Regions from separate parts of the Mus musculus genome. Here region 1 is linked to region 2. Evidence: chromatin loops called from intact Hi-C (ENCODE). Cell type or tissue: left cerebral cortex. All regions are shown on one strand. Each heading gives the region's core, and the rest is flanking DNA. Links, peaks and the distances in the headings are about the cores only.

Region 1 (9,216 bases), core at 1-8,000, 130 kb before region 2:
GATACCTAAGTATCTAAGTAAGACACTATCCAATCACCTCTCTGTAAGCTAGTAAATTATTTGAAGGAAGTCACATAAGTGACTAAATACTGAGTTACCACTTCGTGAGCAACAGGTTGCTAGGGGCAGATGCTGTTGGAGTGGGTGGCTACAGTAAATGGGAATTGGGGGCCAAGAACAACAGTCCCTAGGTGGATACTTCCTGTGACTTTTGAGAAGTTAGCGAGACACTAGGTTCCTCATCTGTAAAAGGATAGGAATGTCCACTGAAGCACTGCAAATAATTTATGTAGATATCTGTCCTCAAGGGCAAGGAAGCAAAAATACCCACTCCTTAAGTGTGGCCTTCACAGAGAGAGACAGAAGGTCCCAAGGAGCGAAGTGGAGAGGAGTGGGGTGGCACAAGCAGGTTTCCAGCAGGGTGCCCTGGTGAGCCCCGCCTGCTCACTACCTATGGTGATGTGTAAGAAACGCTCATCTTGGTCTTCAGTCCCTGGCACAGCATTTTACCTTCTAATTTCCCCAACAAGGAGCGCAAAGGGAAATCTTTTCCGGTTTAGGCGTTTGACCATGGTTCCTGACCCAAATCATTTCCTGGGAGCACTTTCTAGTTTGTCTAGTCCTGCATGGCTGGACTATCAGCCCCACTCCCCTCGAGAGTCACGCTGATGACTGAACAAACCACTGATGATGTCTACACAACGATCTCAGGAACTGAGGGCAGACAGCCTGAGGACACGGAAGCTTCCATCCACCCTGTCTCCTAACCAGTCTCTTCTGTCTGGCTGCTCCCCATCTCCTTTACAATAAATCAATAAACTGAAAGGTTTTCCTGGCCTTGTGAGCCACTCTAGCAGATGATCAAAACCTAGAGGATTGGAAATACCCTGCATTTACAGCCAATTGGCCAGAAGTTCTGGAAAGCCCAGGTTTGAGATTGGCATCAGAATGGCAAGGGGGCGGGGCTAGGCCTTTAACCTGTGGACTAGATACTAACTCTAAGTAGCTAGTCTCAAGTTTAATTATGGGCCATGCAACTGGTACCTGGTGGAGGACTACATGGTTCTGGTGAAATTCCCACACTTGGTATTAGAAGTGCAATGTTGGGGGAAGTGGGGCAAGGAGGTTAACACCTCAGCTGGTGAGGACCAAAGTTCAAATCCATGGAGACAAGTAGTGTAACAGTGTATATATACATCTGCTATGATAAAAATGGCACTTCACTCTTGAGTCTTGCTCTTAAAAGCCCACAACTCCAGCATAACCATGAAAAACAATCCATGCTATTGCCAGGACAGGATCATCACACAAAAGTCACACAAAACATCACACAAAACGTCATACAAAACAGTACTCAAAACAACCAAGAGGATCAAAGAAAGAAAGAAAGTGTAAGAAATTGTCAAAGGAGGCGGGCCAACTAAATGCCACCTGGGATTTATGCACAGAAAATAAGGGATGAAAAAGCAAGAGTCTTTAACTAGATAGATGAGCATTTCAAACTCGGGACTCCGCACACAGTGGGTAATCTGCACAGGAGGGGCTCTGACAGGAGCTCCCACCACAACAGCGACAACAATGATGATGACCCTGAAATCACTATGCTGAGGGAAATCACGCAGGCATAAAAGCACAAACAGGGTAAGAATCCCCAGGCCTGAAGAGCCCAGGAGGTCAAACCGACAGAAGCAGAAAGTACAGGGAGCTTTGCCGAGCGGGCTGGGGGGAGGGGAAAGAAAGGGGAGCTGTTTATTATGTGTGCCGGGTCTTCAAGGCTGATGATAAAGTGTCAAGCATTTCCAAGATGTTCTTGATGGCACTGAGCTCCACACTTGAAAAAAAAAAAAACTAAGATGGAAGGCTGGATGGACAGCTCAGAGGTTAAGAGCACTTACTGTTCTTACAGAAGACCCAGGTTCAATTCTTGGCACCTGCGTGGCAGCTCACAACCCACTGTAACTCCAGTTCCAGGGCATCTGACACCCTCTTCTGTACTTTGCAAACACCAGACACACATCTGATGCATGTCTATACATTCAGGCAAAATACTCATAAGTATAAAATAAAATAAATAAATCGATAGTATATATATATTTTTTTAATTCAAGGCCTGACTGGGCTACAGATCAAGCTCAAGGCCAGCCTGAGCAATTTAATGACTCCTTGTCTCCAAACAAACAAAATAGCCAGACATGGTGGCGCACGCCTTTGATCCCAGCACTTGGGAGGCAGAGGCAGGCAGATTTCTGAGTTCGAGGCCAGCCTGGTCTACAAAGTGAGTTCCAGGACAGCCAGGACTATATAGAGAAACCCTGTCTCTGGAAAAAATAAATAAATAAATAACAAAACAAAACAAACAAACAAACAAAACCTGAGAAAAGGGTTGGGTGTGTAGTACACAACTTTAATCCCAGCACCAAACAGAAACAGGTAAGGCCTCTGTGAGTTAAAGGCCAATCAGGGTTATGTAATGAGGCCCTGTCAAAAAAAAAAAAAAAGGTAACAGGTTGAAGCAATAACTCAGTAAAAGAAAACAGAGGACTTCCCTAGCTTATGCAAAGTCCTGGGTTCAATCCCATGATTACATTGATGGTGGTGGTGGTGGTGGCAGCGGCGGCGGCGGTAGGGACCAGGAGAGATGGCTCAGTGGGCTAGCATTGCCCTGAATGTTGAGAAGACTTGAGTTCAAATCCCTAGAAGTCACATAAAGCCAGGCTAGATAACCCATGTGCCTGTAATCCAGAAACTACTATAGAAATGGAGACAGGAGACTCCTTGAAGCTTACAGGCCAGCAAGCTTGGCATATGCCACAGAGAAAACAACATTCGCCTTCTCAAACAAGGTGGAAGCCAACACCTGAGGCCGTCCTGTGACCTCCTAGTGTTCTGCTCCCTAAACACACAGAAACGGGAGCACATACACACAAAGATAAAGATAATAATAATAATAACAACGGCTATTGCTTCCAACCTACTTCTCTCAAATACAAATAACAAAAAAAGACAATAAAAAAAAGATTCTTCAAGACTATAAAAATCGAGCACAACAATTAGAAAAGTGAATTCTAAAAACACAAAAATCACTTCACAGAAGAAGTTAAAGAAGCAATTAAACATATGCAATGATATTAAAATTCATAAGGCTGGGCAGGAAAACTGAGACCATGTGCTTGATATGCTGTCCAATAGGCAATAAATGGAGCTTTTAAAATATTAGCCAGGTAGTGATGATGCACACCTTTAATTACAACACTTGAGAAGCAGAGGCAGGGGGATCTCTGTGAGTTTGAGACCAGCTTGGTATACAGAGTGAGTTCCAGGATAGCCAAGACTACACAGAGAAATCCTATCTCCGGTAGTGGGGATATATATATACATCAGTTAAAGAAATGCACATTAAAATAACAAAATGTGTATGCACTATGTGTAGTGGTACACACCTTTAATTCTACCAGCAGAGGCAAGCAGACCTCTTTGAGTTAGAGACCAACCTGGAGGAGTGGGTAGACCATAGCTATTCATCAACCACGGAAAAAAAAAAAGGTTCCGGATTAGGTACATAAATTAAAATAAGGCAAACCAGAGGCACATGCCAGTAGTCCCAACCACAACTCCCAGAAGCTTAGGAGGCATAGGCAAGCGTTTATGAGTTCAAGGCCAGCCTAGTCTATATAGTGAGTTCCAAGATACCCAAGGGCCTTATAATGAGACCCTGATTAAATAATAATAATAATAATAATAATAAATTAAATTTTAAAAAGACAAACCATACACCTTATACATAATTTTGTGGGCTTTCTTGGGCAAACCCAAATCTTTTCCAGAAGCAGATAAGGTAGAAGGAGGCCAATACTATTGGAACTTGTATTATAGAGTAAGTTAATACGTTAATCAACAAAACGCCTATTTTAAAAATATTTGTTTCCCCAAACTTGTGCATTTGGTCTAGAAAGCAGAATTAATATCAACCACAGAAGGAATGTGTTTTTACATAGGCTGCCTCACAGTCCAAGGACGACACGCCCAGAAAAAACTTTAAGTGGCATGCCAAATCCTCACGCAGCACCCAGCTGACACTTAGGACACTATATGCCAATCTAGAAACTCGACCAACACTAACAAATGGAGTTGAACTGTGTTGAACCGGCAGTTGGCTTGGATTAGTTCTTCTAGTTTTGAACCGTTATTGCTAGAACAGGCTCTAGTCAGGAAAACATGCCTTGTTCTCTTCTCCAACCCGCCATGCTCTCACAGCTTCCCTAAACTATGCCCATCTAGATGCCCAATTTCTCCAGGCGGCTCCTAACAGTGCTCACTATTGCTTCTCCCAGCAGGCCCTCACACTCCACCTCCCACACAGGCAAAAATTCACATTAATGCCCAATCCACAGACTACTCTCCCAGCCACCCTCTCATCCTCTCCCACGACCTGGAAACGCAATACAAGCCTCATTCCTTTCCAACTCCTAATATTCTCCAAACTCCCTCTCCAATGGCACTACAAAACCTGGGCACATGCCTTCTGATTTGCTAAATTCTCTCCTACTACAGAGCCTTGCTTCTGCAGTTAACGTTGCTTCCCTACTCATCCGGCACCTCATCCGGCACCGGGTTGGGGGGGTGGGGTGCAACATTGCTCTTTCCTTTACATTCCGATGCACTCTATGCCTGGCCCTCTCTCCCATAGCCTCTGCGCTCCTAAGTGGCTCCTTCCTGTCTCTTGCAAGGATGGAAAGTTACAGAAAGGGTCTGAGGGAGCTCGTCCTGTGGACCGTGGTGGAGCAGCTGCTCTCAAGTCTAAAGCAAACTATTGCTGCTGAGCACAAGCTGGAGTCAGACTCTGTATTTGGAAATCCATCCCCACCAGAAACACTAACAGAGAGGCAGTGAGCAAGCTTGTTCCTAGAACTGAGAAACCGGGACAATAAAACCAGCTATCTCATGGAGTTGTGACGATTCAATGCTCACTTTGCACAGACCCAGCTCGGTAACCTCTCCATGACTGACAGTTTCTCCAGGTCCTCTTCAATGCTAAGGTTCCTGCAGAGTCTCCCCGAGGGACTGAGGGAGGCCAGTGGAAGATGTACTGATAGGCGGGTGTTGCCAAGAATTTTGTCAGATTCCCAAAGTCAGTGTTCTCTTGTCCTTATTACACACACACACACACACACACACACACACACACACACACACACACACGTGAGATACAAGCTATGAATATTTACTTCAAATCCTCCTTCCAGACACTCACCCGAGGGAGTGGAGTGTGCCATGAGGATCTGAGATTGGAAAGGAAACCCCAACGTCCCAAATACCTTCCTCAGGAGGAGCGGAAGGAAGCACCCGAAACGCTAAGAATAAGTGCAGAAAACCGACTCCTCGATCGGGGAGCGAAAGGGAAAGCGCGGCGGCGGCCAGCGGGGCAGGGCTCCCCGGCGCCTTCTTGGAGGGATGCGGGGGTCTGAGCGCGGGAACGGCCGGGGAGGGGGCTCCTCCTCCTGTCAGCCCTCCTCAGCCCTGCGAGCCCCGCCAACCTTCTCCGCCCCCCGGCTCGCGGCCGGCTCACCTGCTGAGACGGCAGCTCCACATGCAGGGCCCGCGCGGGGGCACCGGACGTCAGCGCGGCGGACGGGCCCGGGGGTGGCAGGGGCACCGGGCCCCCGAGCGAGGCGCAGGAGCTCATCTGGACCCCTGAGCCGCCGAGCGGCCAGGTGGGCAGTCCTCCCGCATCGGCCGCTGCCTCCCGAGCTGTGATTCGCAGAGCCCCTACAGCCTAGAAACCGGGCACCGAGAGCCCCAGCAGCTCTGCGCCCGCGCTGGCCACCGCCGCTGGCTAAGGAAGAGCCATATTACCGCAGTGCAACCCCTCCACCCGGCCCAGAGCTGGCGTGCTCATTGGTTCCGTTTCTGAGAGGGCGGGACCCGGTGGCGGCCAAGGGACGTGCTATTGGCCAGTGGGCCCGTCCGTCGTCGGCCGCAATGGCTAGGGGCGGAGGGACTCTAGGATGGCCTCAATTGCGTCTGTCAAACCCGGGCTAAACCTGGGGCGTAACTTCTCTTTGCCTCAGCCTAATTGGCCCTTTCCCTATTGAGGGGTGTGGTCTCCTAGGGAAGCCTCGTGGGCTATTGCTCTAGAGCGCTGTCAGTTGTCAGTGAAACAGGGACGGCTTCTTGATTAGGTAGAGCGCGCGCCTGGTATGTCGTGTCACGTGCAGAAGTCTGGAGAGTCACCTGATTAGTGAGAGTCAGTCCTCTAAGCCACTTCCGCCCTAACCTAGTTGCTATGGTAACAGAGCCTCCAGTGGAGGGCGGGGACCCGCTTGGCACCAGCTGAGTCGGGATGGATGGATGGTCTGACTTCCCGAAGTGTTCTCATCCACGTACAAAAAAAAAAAAAAAAAGCCACGCTTTATGACTGAGAGGGGGAGCCGCCACCGAGCCGCGATCACTGAGACCAAAGATCCATCGGGCAGTCCACCAGCTCTTCAGTGATCCACTCAGACCTGCAAGTCCACGCCCCTTCTAGCTTCTATAACTAGTAAGCTTAGCCACAAAGTGTGCCAGCCAGCCAAGAGACTGTCTCACCTCTGCTGGTGGGATGCTTATGCTCTGCCTAGAAAGCCTTTACTGCTTGTGACTAACGCTTGCTTAGCCATCGTATTTCAGCTGGGGCAGGAGTCCTTCCAAAAGACTTCTCTGAAACTCCGAATTAGGAAACTTGCCTTTACCACAGACCTGCTTATTCTATTGTGTTGTCTTTGTTTGTTTACTTGCTTTGCGCGGGGGCGGGGCGGGGGGAGGGGCGAGATTTGGCTGACCTGCCACTCACCATGTAGCTCAATCTACCTCAGCTCCCCAGGTGCTGGGACTACAGGAGTGTGCCACCACAGCAGCCTCCACTTTGTCTTTTAATAGTCATTTAACACACACAGCCTCCCCGAATTCAAACACTCATATGTGAATTCCTCAACCAAAAGACCTTGTCTGATTCGTCCCTGGATCCGCATTGCTTGCAGATAATAGAGAAATGAATATGAAGGTACAGCTCAAATGCCCTCCCTTCCCTGAAGACTTCTTTGACCATAATAGCAGCTACAGCCATTGCTTCTATAAGTAGCACTGAGTCATTTTGCAGAATATTGATTCCCCCGTCCCCATAGAGTGTGAATTTCTCCACCACCTGGACTGTTATAGCTGAAAGAACACAGTGTTCAGAGAGGCAGACACAACAGGAAGCAGGCAGTTTGGGATTCTGACTGCCACCTTCTAGCTTTGTCACTGAGCAGGTCAGCTCCCCACTGTCTGTCCATGCGCTGAATAGTACTGGTGTCACTGAGGGGGGTGGTAGGTGGGCCAGTATCTGTGCCCATGAAGACTCCAACATATAATAGATGGATTTAAAATCTTTTACTGAGTGGGAAGATGTATATATAGCTCAATGGTTGAGTAGATGCCGAATATTCACAAGGCCTTGGGTTCAATCCCTAGCACTATTTAAGAATTATGTGTATCTGGGCATGATGGCACATGCCTTTAATCCCAGCACTTGGAGGCAGAGGCAGGTAGATCTCTGTGTTCAACGCCAGACTGGTCTGCAGAGTGAATTCCAGGACAGCCAGGATTACAAAGAGAAACCCTGTCTCAACAAACAAACAAACAAAGTATGTGCACATGTTTGTGTGTGTGGACACATTTGTGTACACAGGTATGCATGCAGGTATGTGTGTGTGTGCAGAGATCAGAAGTCAGCCTCAAGTATCGTTCCTCAGGAACCGTCCATCTTGGGGTTTTTTTTGTTGTTGTTTTTTGTTTTGTTTTGTTTTGTTTAAAGATGGAGGTCCCTTGTTAGCCTGGAATTTACAAAGTAGAGCAGGATGGCTGGCCAGTGAGCCCTATGGATCCTCCTGCCTCTGCCTCCCTAGCTCTGGGGTTAGAGGTCTGCACTGCCATGCCCAGCTTTCTCATCAGGATACTGGGGCTGTTATTCAGATCCGGGTAGTTGGACAGAATGCACTTTACCGAGCTATACCCATAGCCCTGCCCCCATCTTAAAATAAATGGTAAGCATATTAACTTTCAGGGGAAATGAGTTGCATCTGACCTTAGGAATGAATTGCTTTGACGTCACAGTCTCTTATTTTGAAACACAGAGCAGTTCCTCATGGCTGGAGCCTCAGTGTCAGGTATCTGTTGAGAAGTGAGCAGTTGGGAAATTCCAAATCATGCCTAGTTCAAGCCATACAATGCCAAGATCCAGTGGAATTTCACAGAAAACATTTCTGTCTCTAAACTGTGCTTGTTTGCCAAGGCTGCCCTATCAAATTACCACAGACTTGGTAGCTGAAAACAGCAGAAATGTATTCTCCCACAGTTCAGGGTGTCAGCCCTCCTTGTTCTTCCAGCCTCTGGTATCTCTCAGATCCTTGGCTGCATAATTGCAGTCTTTGACTCCTCTTGACATTCTCCCTCTTCCTGTGTCTTCTTTCTCCTCCGGGGACATTTGATATTGGTTTTAGACGCCCCGTTCATACTTCATCTTGGGATCCTTTGTTAAGTGACATCTACAGAGCCAGGCAGGGTAGCTTATGCCTGTCATAGCAACATGCAGACAGTTGTCATGAATGTAATGGACTACACAGTGAGTTCCAGGTCAGCACGGGCTACAATATAAGACCCTATCTCAAAAAAACAAAAGAGAGAATGAAGGAAAAGGGAGGGGAGAGGAGAAGAAAAAAATATCTATGTAAATACCCCTTTTTTCCAAATATGGTTATAATCACAGGTTCAAATTATTTGAATATCCAGGCCATCATTTTGGCCTACAACGCAAGGGAAATGAAACTATGGGCCAGTGAGATGCCTCTGAGGGTAAAGGTGCTTGCCGCCAAGCCTGAGGGGCTGAGTTCTATCCCTGGAACCCCTAAGGCAGAGAGAGAGAGAGGGAGGGAGGGAGAGAGAGAGAGAGAGGGAAGGAGTGAGAGAGAGAGAGAGAGGGAGAGGGAGAGAGAGAGAGAGAGAGAGAAAGAAAGAGAGAAAGAGAACTTACTTTCATAAGTTGTCCCTTGACTTGCAGGTATACACCTGTAGCATGGAGGAGCCCCTACACATAAACATACATATACATACATACATACATACATACATACATACAGATGTAAGAAAGAAAAATGGACCTAGAGAGAGAACACAGGATCTTTTCATCTTCCTTGGGTCGTC
Region 2 (9,324 bases), core at 594-8,593:
GACGTTATAGTTGTTTTAAAAATGTCTTCACAAGGCCCTCATGTTGTGTAAAGGAGATTTTAAAATTTTAGTTCAACAAAAAGAAGACATGTTTACTGTGTATCTTAGCCTGTTTTAGTTCTGGGACAGACACCATAGATACCGAGCTGAAACAACAAGTGCTCTTTACCCACAGTTCCAGGGCGTGGGAAGTACAACATCAAAGCTCTGATGCAAGTGGTGTCCGTGAGGATCCATTTCCTGCTATGCAGATGCTGCAAACATATGACTCCGGCCTCTTCCTCTTCTTTAAGGGCATGTGTCTGAAGTGGGGTGGGGTGGCATCCTCATGACTTCATCTGTGTTTTCCCTAGAGATAGCCCCTTTGGTTAGGGTTTTAACATAGATGTTTGGTGCACACATACATTTAGTCTATGATAGTCTCTAGCAACAGCCAGTTGGGAGGGAAGGAGAGGGAGAGGGAGAGAGAGAGAGAGAGAGAACATATGTATGCGAGTCTGTGATTTCTAGCTTCTTAGCTTCTTATATTTGATCTAATTTTCATTTATTTTATGATTCTGGAACTCTGTTGTTTTATTACTTTGAAATTCTAGGACTCCAAATAAATATTTTTGATCTTAAAATATTATCATTATTTTATTCTGATCCCAGAATTCAAAGATGCCATTATCTTGCTTTCTTTCGTCCCTACTTCTGATCTCACGGCAGCCCCAGCAGAGGTCCTATGAGTCCTCCAAGGACTACGTAGCTTCAACACTGAAGCCTGTAACTTTGTCCCATGGTCCCCTAATGCGTAAGGAAAAAGCCCAGCATTTCACGATAAAGCAGGAAGCAGAGTGAGTGCCTTTGATATAATAGGGAAGGTCTAACTTACAGGCTATTTTAAGAATTGATTGCTAAGTATCAATATGATCACGCTTTTAAGATGACTCATGATCTTCCACATTAATCTGTTGTGTGTGGAATTATATCTGTACATTGCTGGCTATTAAACCATGGCTTGCTCCTAACATAAACACTACTAAATATCAGATTTTTCTATCTATCTATCTATCTATTGATCTATCTATCTATCTATCTATCTATCTACCTACCTACCTACCTATCATCTATCTATCTATCTATCAATCATGTATGTATGTATGTATGTATGTATGTATCTATCTATCTATCTATCTATCTATCTAAGTGTGTATGAGTGTAGCTGGGCATAACATCACATGCTTGTATGTAGAGGTAGGAGGACAATCCCTTGAACAGATCCCTCATCAACAAGTTGGATCTGGCCAAATTGGCATAAGAAAAAAAAAAGCTCAATGTATTATGTTGCTAAAGACTTGCAAATTAAACAACAAATGTAACCCAAACAGACACAGCACCAAACACTGGCAAGGGGGAGAGAAACAGGAGTTCTCATTAGTTACTACTGAGCACTCAAAACTGGTACAACTATGGTGGAAGACAGTTTGTTTTGTTACAAAACTAACTCATCAGTTACTACTGAGTACTCAAAACTGGTACAATTATGGTGGAAGACAGTTTGCTTTGTTACAAAACTAGCTATTCTTTTGGCCACATAATCACAATCCTGCTCCTTGATAATTACCCAAAAGAGCCCAAAGCTTATGTCAGCACAGAAACCTGAACACTGTTTTAGCAGCTTTGTTTATAATTCCCCCCAAGTTGAAGCAACCAGCATGCCATTCAGCAGGTGACTGGATAAATAATCTATGGAACACAGTAATATTACAGAAAAGAGAAATGAGATACCAAGCCATGAAAAGATATGATGGATCCTTGAGGCTTATTACTAAGTCAGAGCTAATCTGAAACACTGCTTACTATCTGACTGGATCAAAAAGGATGGAATCTACCTCAGGTGACAAGATGACCTTGTCACCTCCTTAAGGGTTAATCCAGTGAGACAGGTGAGGGGACTGAGGAGGGATCCACCCCAGGAAGACATATTCACCTTACAATAACGTACTCTTCCCTTACAGAATTATGGCCTCCTAATGCAGTTCCCTTGCTATGCAAGCGTGAGCACATGAGTTCAAGTCCTGCACAGTGAAGCACAAATCAGGGTGTGGTCAGGTGAGCACCTGGGACCTCAGCACTGTGAGGGGCAGAGCCAGGAAAACTGCAGGGGCTTGCTAGCCAGTGAGCCTAGCTTCAGATTCAGTGAGAAACCTTGTTTCATGGGGAAAAAGGCAGAGAATGGTAGAGCAGAATACCCAGCATCCTCCCTTAGACGTACACATGTGCATATATGCCACAAATAAATTAATTAAGAGTAAATATTTGGGACTTTTAAGAAAATGAACTCTTTCTTTTCCTTGTGAAGTAGCAGATTTCCAAGTAGCAGGCTTCTCAGTGGCTTATCTGGGAGGCTCTGCCTGTGAGACTTTTGGATAAGCTTTTGAATATTAACAGGTTCTGCTGAAGAAGCCATTTCTATATGCCAGGAGCTGCAGCTAATATTTCTTGTGAATTGTGTCACTTCAGTCTTCAGAAAAACTTTGTAAGTTCAGAATAGATACCCTTGCTCAGAGACAAAGTTAAGGGTCAGAGGTTGCCACAATTTGTCTATGCCTTAGAGCCAAAAGTGCAGAAGCCAGGATCCAAATCCCTGAGTATGGACTCCAGGCTTCTGCTCTGGGTGCTTAACTTTCCTCATGAAACCACCCCGAGGCATTTATTAGCTCTACTACCCCTCCCCCCCCACCCCCCCACCCCCCGCCCCGACCCAGGGGACTGCAGCCCAGAGACAACCCAAGTCACAAAGAGAGTATCAGAGCCAAAGCAGGTCCATTAGATTCCAAAATCTGTTCAACCCCAAAGTAGAAAAGAAGGCAGAAACACAACCGAGAATCCCCTCAAAGAGGTCTCCCTTTTCCTAGGGAACTGTCTCTCATCCAGCCGCTTACCTCCTCCCTTGGGTCTCTTTCCAGAATCTTCCTTTTTCTCCCTTTCCCCCAGTGCAGCATCTGGGCTGGAGAAGAACCAATTTTATCCTGGGAGAGTAGACTCACTGCTTCCCAGTTGCTTAAAGAAGGAACAGCCAGAGTATGGCTAGGCCGGCCTCTCCCAGGCCGGCCTCTCCCAATCTCATACAACTGGGGAAGCCCTGTACACATAGGCTTAGGTCAAGAACCAGCAACACGGAGCATAAGTACAGCCTGATAGCTGACCAATTAACTGCAGCTCTCCCTTTTAAAGTATCTATTCAGGGGCTGAGTGGTTAAAAACTTGTATTGGTGTTCCAGAGGACCCAAGTCCGGGTCCCAGCATTCACATGGGGGTGGGGTGGGAGCTCATAGTCGCCTGCACAGCACCAGGGAAATCTACTTCTGACCCTCTGGCCTCAGCAGGCACCAGAGCCCATGTGCATATACCCACACACAGACAAAAGCACATAATTAAAAGGTGGCGCACGCCTTTAATCCCAGCACTTGGGAGGCAAAGGCAGGCGGCTTTTCTGAGTTCAAGGCCAGCCTGGTCTACAGACTGAGTTCCAGGACAGCCAAGACTACAGAGAGAAACCCTGTCTCGAAAAAACAAAAGCCAAAAACCAAAAAAAAAAAAAAAAAAGTAAAAAAGATTTTTAAAAGAAGCCAAAGCATCTAGTCTGAAACAGACATTTCATGGAGGCGGGGCGGTCTTACACTTAAAAAATTAGTATTCATTGGTTGGGGCGATTTTACGAAAGAGAGGAGACTCGGTTCTAGGACATGAAGCTGGCAACTCAAGGACAGCAAGTCCTCAGGAGCTTGGGACTTGAACCTATCAAGGACCCAGTTCTGCTGTTGCCTGGGAACAGAGAAGGGAGGAGCTGCCAGAGAGAAGGGAGGAGGGGACAGGGAGAGGGCAACCTCTCAGCTGCGCGCCCTGACGACAGCAGGTGATTTTTTTTTTTTTTTCTGCAGCGCGCATACTCTCAGCATCTTTTCTTGATCACCCCACCTCCCTTGCTGAGCCGCAAAAAAGGGTGGGGCCGCCTCTCTGCAGCAGAAGACGACAGCGGCAGCGGCTGCGGCATCACCGGGGGTATAGATAGAGGCCGTTTTGCTCTCTGCTCTGTCTGGGTTGGAGGTGACCGCTGCCAAGCCTCGCTAGGCGGCCGGCTGAACCAGACGGAAAGGAGATAAAAGCCTGCTTGCGGATCCTTCCCTGCGCCATGGCTTAAGCCCACAGCCTCTTTGCCAAGCATCTCCTTGCTCTGCCGGGGTCTGCTAGACACCGCAGTCGCAGAGAGGGCGCGCCCAGACGCCCTAGGCCTGGACTCTGGGACGCTGAGCCTCGCTCCTATTCTTCACTGCCCACAGCAGCTCCTCTGCAGCAGGCGTTTGCAGCCGGCAATCGAGGGACTTTACGGACTTTATCTCAGCGGTACCTTGTCCCCGGGTGCTCTTTGAGGGTGGAGGACGAGGCAAAGGGCTTCTAAGGGAAGGAAGCGGTGGGAACCACATTGGCGGGTCTGGGTTGGGGTTAAAGGGAGATTGGAGATTTGATTTAGGACCACAAAAAGGCTTTGTGGCTAACATGGCGTGGCCGTGCATCACAAGGGCCTGCTGCATCGCCCGCTTCTGGAACCAGCTGGACAAGGCGGACATTGCGGTGCCGCTGGTTTTCACCAAGTACTCGGAGGCCACCGAACACCCAGGCGCCCCTCCGCAGCCGCCAGCTCCGCTGCAGCCCGCGTTAGCGCCCCCCTCGCGTGCTGTCGCCATAGAGACGCAGCCAGCCCAGGGAGAGTCGGATGCAGTTGCCCGGGCAACAGGGCCTGCGCCCGGGCCCAGCGTCGACCGCGAGACTGTAGCCGCCCCCGGCCGGAGCGGGCTGGGCTTGGGCGCGGCCTCAGCCTCCACTTCCGGCTCAGGCCCCGCGGACTCGGTGATGCGACAGGACTACCGCGCCTGGAAAGTGCAGCGGCCCGAGCCAAGCTGCCGGCCGCGCAGCGAGTACCAGCCGTCCGACGCGCCCTTCGAGCGCGAGACCCAGTACCAGAAGGACTTCCGCGCCTGGCCGCTGCCCCGGCGCGGGGACCATCCCTGGATCCCCAAGCCGGTGCAAATCCCTGCGACTTCGCAGCCTTCCCAACCTGTTCTCGGGGTGCCCAAGCGTCGGCCTCAGAGCCAAGAGCGCGGGCCCATGCAACTTTCTGCTGATGCCCGGGACCCGGAGGGTGCTGGAGGAGCCGGGGTGCTGGCGGCAGGAAAGGCGTCCGGTGTAGACCAGCGCGACACACGTAGGAAGGCAGGGCCAGCATGGATGGTGACTCGCAACGAAGGGCACGAAGAGAAGCCTCTGCCCCCAGCCCAATCCCAGACCCAGGAGGGTGGTCCTGCAGCTGGAAAGGCGTCCGGTGCAGATCAGCGTGACACACGCAGGAAGGCAGGGCCAGCATGGATGGTGACTCGCAGCGAAGGGCACGAAGAGAAGCCTCTGCCCCCAGCCCAATCCCAGACCCAGGAGGGTGGTCCTGCAGCTGGAAAGGCGTCCGGTGCAGATCAGCGTGACACACGCAGGAAGGCTGGACCCGCGTGGATGGTGACTCGCACGGAAGGGCACGAGGAGACGCCGCTGCCACCCGCCCAGTCTCAGACCCAGGAGGGCGGCCCCGCAGCTGGAAAGGCATCTGGTGCAGACGAGCGCGACACGAGGAGGAAGGCGGGGCCGGCCTGGATGGTGCGTCGCTCGGAGGGGCACGAACAGACACCCGCTGCCCATGCCCAAGGCACAGGGCCTGAAGGAGGCAAGGGGCGCGCGGTGGCAGATGCCCTCAACAGGCAAATCCGGGAGGAGGTGGCGAGTACAGTAAGCAGCTCTTACAGGTGAGACTGGGGCAGCAGGTGATGCTGGTCACCCTCATCCCCTCGCGAGGACCACCCATTCTACCCCCACACCGAAAGCTTCGCATTCAGCTTCTTCTCCAGGGCCAGACCACACCCTCTTCAGCCACATTCCAGAACCCTTTCAACCCAGACTTTACTGCCCCACCCTGTCGGAAAGCCCTTAACAGTTTCCACACTGGTTTTCCCAGCTTGTTTTTTGTGCCACCCCTAAGCCACATTTTCCTCTTGGCTGCCTAGCTCAGCTCCCTATCTGCCCCACAGAGACCCTGTCAGTTTCCCCCTGTCTCATCAGTTCGCCTGCTGTCCCAGCCTGGCTCCCGTCCCCTAGTCGCCTCCACTCATTCACTTCTCACTTACTTCCCCGTGAGACCCTTTCTCCTCCCCAGTCTCTTACATTGTCCTGGTCTCTTCCTATTCGATTCCTCCCCCAGTTCCTGGCTGACACTCAAGCGCCACACCCTTTTCCAGATTTCTCTACATGCTCCTTAATAACTGGCTCTAGTACTTTGAAGTCATTCCCCTCCTGCCTCTTCAGTAGCTTTGACACATTGGGCGAGCTTTTTAACCTTCCTGGGCCTTCACATTCTTATCTGTAACTGGGATCAATAATAGTCAACTTAGAACTATCCACACAGGACTGATTTAAGCTGAGATATTCTGTACAGTTTTGAGGATAGACTAAATGCCAAACATGGCTCTAGCTGATGGAAAGATGGAAAGAGATGACTCGGGATGACTGGCCATGCCTGAGATGTAGTGAGAGGTCTTGTTTCCATTTATACTCTCCTATGTGATGCCCCCTTATTCTTGATTCTGCTTCCTGGATGTCCCTAGCCCTCTTCCCTGTTGAGGCAGCTCCTTTCTTCCTTTGTGTTCAGATGTTTCTATTTTTTCTTTTAATTAATTAGTTAATTAATTAATTTACTTATTCCCTTTACATCCTGCTCACTGCCCCCTACAGTCCTTCTCCCCATGCCCCACTTCTTCTCTAAGTGGGTGGGGTCTCCCCCTGAGTATCTCCCTACCCTGGTACATCAAGTTTCTGCAGGGCTAGTCTAATCCTCTCCCACTCAGGCCAAACAAGTCAACCCAGCTAGAAGAACATATTCCACGAACAGCCAACAGCTTTTTGGGGTAGCCCCCATTCCAGTTGTTTGGGACCCACATGAAGACCAAGCTGCACATCTGCTGTATATGTGCAGAGAGGTCTAGGTCCAGCCCATGTATGCTCTTTGGTTTGTGGTTCAGTCTCTGAGAACCCCTAAGGGTCCAGGTTAGTTGACTCTGTTGATCTTCCTGTGGAGTTCCTATCTCCTTAGGGGCCTACAATCCTTCTCCCTATACTTCCACAAGACTCCCCAAGCTCCATCCACTGTTTGGCCATGGGTGTCTGTATCTGTCTGAGTCAGCTGCTGGGTGGAGCTTCTCAAAGGTCAGACATTAATGTGTCCCTTATCCTCTGGCACATTCACGTTCCTTGAAAATGAACGCTTTCAAACTTAGAAACATCCCCCATCTTCCTCCACGCACACCCTGTTTATACAATTCTCCCTGTGCTGCATGCAGCCTTGGCCTGCTTTCTCACCTCACATCCATCCAGTGCACATCTCTGAATGTTTAGCTTTTGGGCCTTCCTTTATGTTTCTACCAACATCAGCTAGCTGATAGATCCTAGTTGACTTGAACATGTAGCAGCACCGGGCTTGGGTACTGAGGAAGCAGATGTGTGTGATAATGATGGAGCTGGCCTTGTGCAGCTGTGACTTCTGAGGTCTTCATTCAGCTCCACAGTCAGTTAGGTGCCCTTTTCCTAAGTGTGGAAGGAAGGGCTACAGAGTTAGTGTCTTCTGCTAACCCTGTGTGTGGGCGCTTCAGTAGGCTCTGCAGGCACTCCTCTCATGCAGCCAGAAGACTGGCATAAATAGAGACTCTATTGTTAAGGCAAAAGTCAGAGCCCTGCCTCAGAATTCCATGGCTTCCTGCATTCTGGTTCCCACTAGGTACCTCTCTCTGGGTTAACTGATATCACAACCAGACTGACCTTCCAGCATTAGTATATTACTTCCTTTCCAAGGTCTGGGTCAAACAAGGACGAAGCTCCTTTTCCTTGGACAGCCACAGGGAAGTGGGGTTCTCATAATAATGTTTATACTAGCACTGGAGGATCAAAAGAGAGACAGAAACAAACACCCACAAGCCAAGATGAATGTGAGTTTCTGATTCTGCCCTGGTACTTGTGTTCACAAATCCTAGTTCATTTATCTGAAAGGTTGGTCTGTGGGTACCCTGGCATTGGATTCCTGCTTCCCCTTTCATCTTCCACTCTGCCACGCCCTGGTGGGTGGAACCTTACGGGTGGAATCTGGCGAGTGGATCCACCCAGCAGGATCTGCCCCTTCTCACCTTCATAGAGATCAAGCCAGTTGGATTCAGAGAGCCAAGGCTCCCACACCGCCTTGGGTGATCCTGCTCAGTTTATGTTTCTGAGCTGGCTGGAGTTGTTCTATTTGTGGAAGCTGGGTCAGACAGCTCGAGAATGAGCCCGCCCCTCAGATGCGACGACTCACTTCAAATGTTGGTCTGTGCCTTTGTTCCAAATAGCACTCTACCCTGCAACAAAGCCTTACCTGTGGTAGGCATGCATGCCCTTGTCCACTTTCCAATTACACAAATACTGGCTGCTTAGACTCGTGTAGGGGACACGAGTCTCTTGAAGATCGCTTTTATCTGCTGTCAGAATTCTATCAACTTATTATGAACAATCTTTGAACACCTCGATTCTTTTTAAATCACATTTTCTGTAAAGTACATATATTTGACTTTGTGACCATCCATGCCCTTTTGTTGTATTTTGAAATATTAAGAACATGTGTCTTTCTAAAAAACAGACATTTCTTTAATGAACAATTTGAATTTATGACAAATTTGTTGCAAAACTTACTTTGTTGCTGTTGTTCCATAAGAAACACTAATCAATTCCAGGGAAATGGACTTTGGGTGGAAGTATCTGTAAAGAAGTAATATGTTCTATAAATTAACATAACATAGTATAGATAAAAAAATGTCTGGGATGTATAGACCTATTTGGAACATTGTTTTTTTCCCCTCCCCTATTGTCTGACTTTCTTTTCCTTGCTATGATTCTGGAGAGCTCTTTAGTTTAAATATACCCCATGTCCATTGTAAAGGGGCCTGGTGTCACCATAGAAGCCAAATTAGGCTCCACATCAATGGCAATTTGATTTATACGACCTTCTCTTCTCGCCATGGCGGCTGTTCCCTCTCCTGGGCCTTACAAGTGACATCCATCACATGGCAGCAGTGTGAGAGAAAAGGACATGTCCTCCATCATCGCCATGCACTGGTCTGTGATTTAATGCACATTCTATTCTGTATGCAGAATCGTATATGTGCAAATGCGCAGTCAGTGAATAACATCAGCTACCCTGGGCTGCTCTGGCTTTGAAAA

Evidence for each region. Peaks named below come from ENCODE experiments on the same cell type or tissue, not always from the same donor. Only the 100,000 strongest peaks of a DNase experiment are listed, where the experiment ranks them.
Region 1: it touches region 2 in a loop (2.6-fold over the local background); 2 of 42 quality-filtered maps call a loop at or near these places.

Annotation. Positions count from the first base shown.
Region 1 is chr7:99,135,268-99,144,483 of GRCm38, forward strand. It overlaps Uvrag (UV radiation resistance associated gene), which reads right to left and starts at 5,877. Exons shown (of 15, transcript NM_178635.3): 1 at 5,567-5,877. The coding sequence starts at 5,683. In left cerebral cortex, for the core only: no CTCF peak of the experiment used is centred there; DNase peaks (open chromatin) are centred at 4,378, 4,885, 5,206, 6,084 and 2 more places; H3K4me3 peaks cover 3,009 bases; H3K27ac peaks cover 2,545 bases.
Region 2 is chr7:99,263,480-99,272,803 of GRCm38, forward strand. It overlaps Map6 (microtubule-associated protein 6), which reads left to right and starts at 3,968. Exons shown (of 3, transcript NM_001048167.1): 1 at 3,968-5,834. The coding sequence starts at 4,543. It overlaps Gm26705 (predicted gene, 26705), which reads right to left and starts at 3,739. Exons shown (of 4, transcript NR_103487.1): 1 at 3,666-3,739; 2 at 2,928-2,992; 3 at 170-349. In left cerebral cortex, for the core only: no CTCF peak of the experiment used is centred there; DNase peaks (open chromatin) are centred at 3,915, 4,759, 7,625 and 8,271; H3K4me3 peaks cover 4,770 bases; H3K27ac peaks cover 3,469 bases.